2 separate regions of the Homo sapiens genome follow, and region 2 is linked to region 1. Evidence: read pairs that join two places in POLR2A ChIA-PET (ENCODE). Cell type or tissue: PC-9. All regions are shown on one strand. Each heading gives the region's core, and the rest is flanking DNA. Links, peaks and the distances in the headings are about the cores only.

The links. ChIA-PET counts read pairs that join two places held together with the same protein. Peaks named below come from ENCODE experiments on the same cell type or tissue, not always from the same donor. Only the 100,000 strongest peaks of a DNase experiment are listed, where the experiment ranks them.
Region 2: POLR2A ChIA-PET joins it to region 1 with 12 read pairs; 4 of 35 experiments call an interaction of 5 or more read pairs at or near these places.

The regions. Positions count from the first base shown.
Region 1 is chr13:45,101,700-45,104,619 of GRCh38, reverse strand. No RefSeq gene overlaps it. Among named protein-coding and RNA genes, the nearest start is that of GTF2F2, 17 kb to the left of the region's middle. In PC-9, for the core only: no CTCF peak of the experiment used is centred there; no DNase peak of the experiment used is centred there.
Region 2 is chr13:45,249,278-45,252,197 of GRCh38, reverse strand. All of the region lies in intron 5 of GTF2F2 (general transcription factor IIF subunit 2), which reads right to left. Among named protein-coding and RNA genes, the nearest start is that of KCTD4, 50 kb to the right of the region's middle. In PC-9, for the core only: no CTCF peak of the experiment used is centred there; no DNase peak of the experiment used is centred there; H3K27ac peaks cover 386 bases.

The DNA of each region.
Region 1 (2,920 bases), core at 247-2,746:
CTTGATATAATTATTTTTCCCTAGGCTTTCACTCCCTGCCCCACCTCCCGATCTCATGAGAGTACTTACAGCATCACGCAATTTTGCATAAGAAGACAGGTGCCAGAGAAAATGGGAGAAAACAACTCCCTCAAGATGGGAAACCCACTTAAAATTGGAGTAAGAGAATGAACACATACATTAAACGCCCACTGCTGCTGCCAGCTTGCTACAAATTCCCTCCATAAGGAGTCTAAGATTCCCTGACTTGACTTTCAAAATTGCTCCACAAATCATGGGAGATTTCACAGTATTTTACAAACAGCATGATTCTGACAGCATGTCAGGCATCTACTGTTGTGTCTTTCTAGTATCTCTAAAAACAAACCCATAGGGCATGCTAGAAAAAGTGGCAGAGGAGGTTCAGCTGTAATTATAAAGCCCAAACTTGCTGATATTTGCCACCAGCCAAGGGGCTTGAAACCTTTTTAAATTCCATTAATAGGCTATTAGGCAGAACAAAACAAAATGGGGAGGAGAATAAAAAGAAAATGGCCATCCTGGCCAACATGGTGAAACCCCGTCTCTACTAAAAATACAAAAATTAGCTGGGTGTGGTGGCGCACGCCTGTAGTCCCAGCTACTCAGGAGGCTGAGGCAGAAGAATCACATGAATCCAGGAGGCAGAGGTTGCAGGGAGCTGAGATTGCACCACTGCACTCCAGCCTGAGTGACAGAGCTAGACTCCGTCTCAAAAAAAAAAAAAAAAAAAAAGGAAAGCAAAAAGAAAGAACTGCAATACCATCAGGACTAAACTCCATTACTATTCAGTGGCACCAGGTACCTTGGGCCTTTGGTCTAGTGCCTTCATTTAGCAGCAACAGCTCTTTACAGCTCATTTAGAGCTGTAAAGGAAAAGCCACAGCTGTCATTTTAAAATGGCACTCTTTTCCCTTCAGAGGTTAGATTTTCAAAGTGACTCTTTTCAAAAGCTTAAGGAAAAATTGATTTGTAAGACAAGACACTAGATTTTACAAAATTGCTCCTTTACTGGCCCTTGAAAATAGTGTGACTCTTCTTTATGCATAGGAGAAACAGGGCGCTATTCTGCCAGTAGCATCTCTAGTCTTCTATATTTGCAGAAACGGGTTGAAACAACATGGTTCAGATTATTTGTTGGTAAAGAAATTTTGTTAATTAATTATACCACTGTTTATCTGTACTTTTAAGTCTTAATGAGTGCCCAACACATATTAATATCAAAAACATATCAATAAATATTTGTTAAATTAATAAATAAAATAGTGTTCTGAAAGGCGACAGAAAATATAATTTAGACCCGCAACTGTCAAGGACTCAGCAGTTAGTTATATGACCGGTCACCACCTACCACCTGCTTCTTCAGCAAGCCTGTTTTAATGAAAAAGAAAAAAAGAAAAGCCATTGATTTATATCCTTTAGTTCCAGTTTGACCCCAGGACTGCTCAGTATTATGGTTTTTCAGGAGGCAAGCTCATTAAAAAGCAATGCAGGGTGAGGCAAACACATCACAGTCAAATGGCTATGTGACTGCAAAATCCTCCTGAACCAAACATTCACCTAATGAGCTCGGTTTGTGAGTTTTGAATTATAATGAATAACAGGCAGCGTCTGAAGCCCTAAAAAGCGTGTGTGTGTGTGTGTGTGTGTGTGTGTGTGTGTGTGTATGTAAGCAATGGCTTCTGAAGCACACTTTACAAAAGTATGTGCTTTAAAGAAGCCAGCTGAAGGTTTTATGTTCACTGCATGCTCATTAGTAACTGGTCTCATTTCTGCTGTGTTTACTTCTTCTTCTTCTTTTTTTTTTTAAAGAAATCATAAGGATACAATTAAAATCCCAGTGACTGGTGGTTTCTGCTAGAGAGATAAACAGTACCTGACCCCATGTGATCTGTTGCATGAATAGATCAGGATTTCATCTTCAGGCAACTTGATTTTGGATGGTTGCTAAGGAGACTATTGGTATCTCTGTGTCCTAGGTGCCCCATTGCTTGGAGAGAATTACAGCAGATTTTGCCTGTTATTTACCCAGAGAGAAAATCTGAAAACTCATTAAGACAGTGAACACTTTAAGATTTTGCTGGTCTTTTTAATGTTTTGAGTGTTTCTGGCTTTGGAGTGTAACTGGTGAACATGTTGGCATCTAAATGCGTATGCTTTCAGAAATGACAATGCAGCTTTGTTATAGAAAAGAGGCGTAAGTAGTCAGCGTCTGGGTATCAAATTCTGTGACCCAGCTCGTGGCACAGGCCTGTATTTGTTTCTTTGTTTTCTTTTGTCAGAGTCAGGAGATCAGGATTAAATCCCAGCTTTTTTTTGTTTTTCTTTTCTTTTCTTTCTTTTTTTTTTTTGAGACAGAGTCTCACTCTGTTGCCCAGGCTGGAATGCAGTGGGGCATTCTCAGCTCACCGCAACCTCCGCCTCCTGGGTTCAAGCAATTCTCTTGCCTCAGCCTCCTGAGTAGCTGGGATTATAGGCATGCACCACCACACGCAGCTGATTTTTGTATTTTTGGTAGAGATGGGATTTCACCATGTTGGCTGGACTGGTCTTGAACTCCTGGCCTCAAGTGATCCACCCACCTCAGCCTACCAAAGAGCTGAGATTACAGGCGCGAGCCACCGCACAGGGCCCCAGCTTTTTTTCTAATAAGCTATATGGCCCTGGGCAAATATCCTCTTGACACTCAGTTTTCTTATCCTAAAAGCAGAAAAATAGTTAATGCCTGACAGTGTTGTTTGTGAGGATTAAAGATGATAGTGAGAACATGTCAAAAGCTACTCATAAATTACAAACAGCTGTCAGTTACTGTCCTAAGTGTGGTTCCCCTAGGGCACAGACTTTCAGGAAGTTACCCTCCAACATGTATATTAAGGAGTCCTAGGATCAGTGATCCTGGAAG
Region 2 (2,920 bases), core at 233-2,732, 150 kb before region 1:
GCACTCCAGCCTGGGCAACAGAGAGAGACCATGTCTCAGAAAATAAAATATAACTCAAAACACTGCTTTTGAAAATATATGCCACCATGTATAGTATATTATAAAACAATAGCTGACTAGTACATGTATATTTAAGTAGCTATCTTAGGATATTTTGTTTTATATTAAGTATAGCAAGGCTTATAATCATTTACTTATTTAGAAAATTAATTCACTTGGTATATCAGCACAGTAAATTTAAAAAACTGTTTTAAGGAAGGAAAAGTACAGCTTTCTAAGCCAACTATTTTTAATGATGCAAAAGTTATCACTGTACCTTTTAAACTCATCAGCAAGATATCAAAATATAAGATTGCAGTTTTTTAAGAAAATTGCCTAACATATCTAGTTAGATTACAATTGAAGAGTAAGTGTAAAACATAAGCATTTTTGGACAAAAGCTTATGTTTATTATTTATAGATCCTCACTGAGAAACTACTCAAGAATTTATTTCAGTAAGAAGGAAAATGAATCCAATAGGAAGCAGTGAGATGCAATGGTTACAGCAAAAAAATTGAAAACGATGTTAGAAAATTGCCTTTAATTAAAAAAAAAAGGCAGTTTTTTTAAATGGTGAAACTAACATGAAAGATGGGAAGGAAGAGATCAGACTGGATGCATTTTAAGTTTGTTTTCTAAATGTTCTGCAATAAGTATTTACTACTTTTATAACCTGAAGAAGTACACTTTCTTAAAAAGAGAAGAAATACTATAATTCCTTGGATGGTTCATTTGAAAACCACAAAAATGCTGGCTATTAAAAAATAATACAAGTTTAACATTATGTATTATTTTATTTGAATGGGACTTTAAATTCTTTGGTTCAATAAAATAGAAATTAAAAACAATTTCCATTTTAAATTCCTTCAAAAGCAGAATTAAGTATAAAAGGTGTCTGTATAACATTCCTATTATTTAATTCCTTGGATGAAGATAATTCTCTATTTACTTCTGCTTATTTTCAGGTATATACTATCAAATTGCTGAGAAGATATAAGATATTTACCAATTGCCTTTTCAATTTGAAATCTAAAAATGCCATAGGTTTTGTTTTTACCAAGATCCCCAAATTCAGTATACTCATTTCTGTATGGAAATGTAAATATTTAAATTATTCCAGTTACATATAAATCCATGCTTATCCTTTAAATACACAAGATGATTTACTTTATAAAGTACAAAAAGTTCTCTGGAAGTGTCTTTAGAAACTTACTGGATATGTAACCATAAATAATACTTACAATTATACTTTGCTTTTCATGTGCCACACAGAGTTTCTATGAACAAGGATTAAATTTTCTTGCTAAGACTGAGAAATCAACTAGCTAGAGTCTAGAAGGGAGATGTGCAACCCAAGGATGGATTTAGATTAATGATTCTTCGATGGCCTCTTACTATTCTCGGGGTGCAGCACAAGTTCCTTCATAGGACTTTAAGACTCTTTGGGATCTAGTCCCTGCGTATCTCTCCAGTTCTCCTTACCATTCTCCTGTATCTGCCTCTGGCTGCAGCTGTGCCACAGCCAGACTCTGGAAGGAGCCTCTTGCTGTCAATTATCCAGCAAGTGTTTACTGGGTACCCACTTCTGCCAGGCACTGGGTTAGAGGTTGGAGACATAGCAGTAAAGACTTGCTCTAGTGGAAGACAAGCATTTAATACTATAATTAACTGCAGTACTGAAGATGAACAAGGGTGATGGAGGGATGGTAGGACAACTGACTGCATACTGATAAAAAGAAAATATTAATCCCAAGGTGTGCATTTTGAGAGTAAACTGGAGCAGAGCTGCTCATGCTTATAAGAAATAAGGCAGGCTGGGTGTAGTGGCTCACACCTGTAATTTGGGAGGTGGAGGCAGGCAGATTACTTGAGGTCAGGAGTTCAAGACCAGCCTGGGCAACATGGTGAAACCCTGTCTCTATTAACAATACAAAAATGAACTGGGCATGGTAGTGCATACCTGCAATCCCAGCTAGTCAGGAGGCTGAGGCTCGAGAATCGCTTGAACCCAGAAGGTGGAGGATGCAGTGAGCCAACATCGTGTCACTGCACTCCAGCCTGGGTGACAGAGAGAGACTGTCTCAAAAAAAAAAAAAAAAAAAAAAAGAGATAAGGCAAAAAGATTAGGTGGAAATGATTCCTCCAAGGAAAGTTATGTCAAAGCTTCTAAGAGATAAACCTTTAGAGAGAGAAAAAAGATTGAAGACAGATATAGGAATGTTTACAAAGTGTCGGGACAGCTAAATGTGTTAACTTGGTGGGGGATGGGAGTGGGTGGGAAACACAAGTAAGTGTCAGCCTGTTTCTGAACACACCTGTGTCCTAATCTTGGCCCCCCATCCTCCTCTAATGCAATCAGCTCTCAGGGGTTTGGCCTCTCTAAATGGTAATCTGTTATGTTGCCGCTAAATTATCTTCCCTGTTTCAGTCATCTCCACGATTTGATCTTATGAGACATCCAAGGAAGGAGGCATGCACTAGCTCCTTCCTTCCATATTAAATGATTGTTCCCATTACTTCACAATTTGAAAATTCCTCAGGGTTTCAGTTTGTTTAGTGAAGTGCTTCTTTATAAACGGTAGCTTATTCTGGTCACACTCTTACACTTGAATTTATTTGTAGCCACTGCATCCAGACTCAGGTTTATGCAGCATACTTTCCTTTCAATTTTAATTCTACAATTCTAAAAGCCAATTTCATCACTCATACAGTGTCATGCAGTTTTTATCCTCAAAGCATTTAACCTTTTACATAAAGGAAAACACTGATTTTTTTTTTAAAAATAAACTCATTTTAAAAATTTAACTGTTCTATCATACATTTAAAAGGCAACCACAAGGGTTTTAATTAAAAGAGGACAACTTATGATTCAAAACTAAA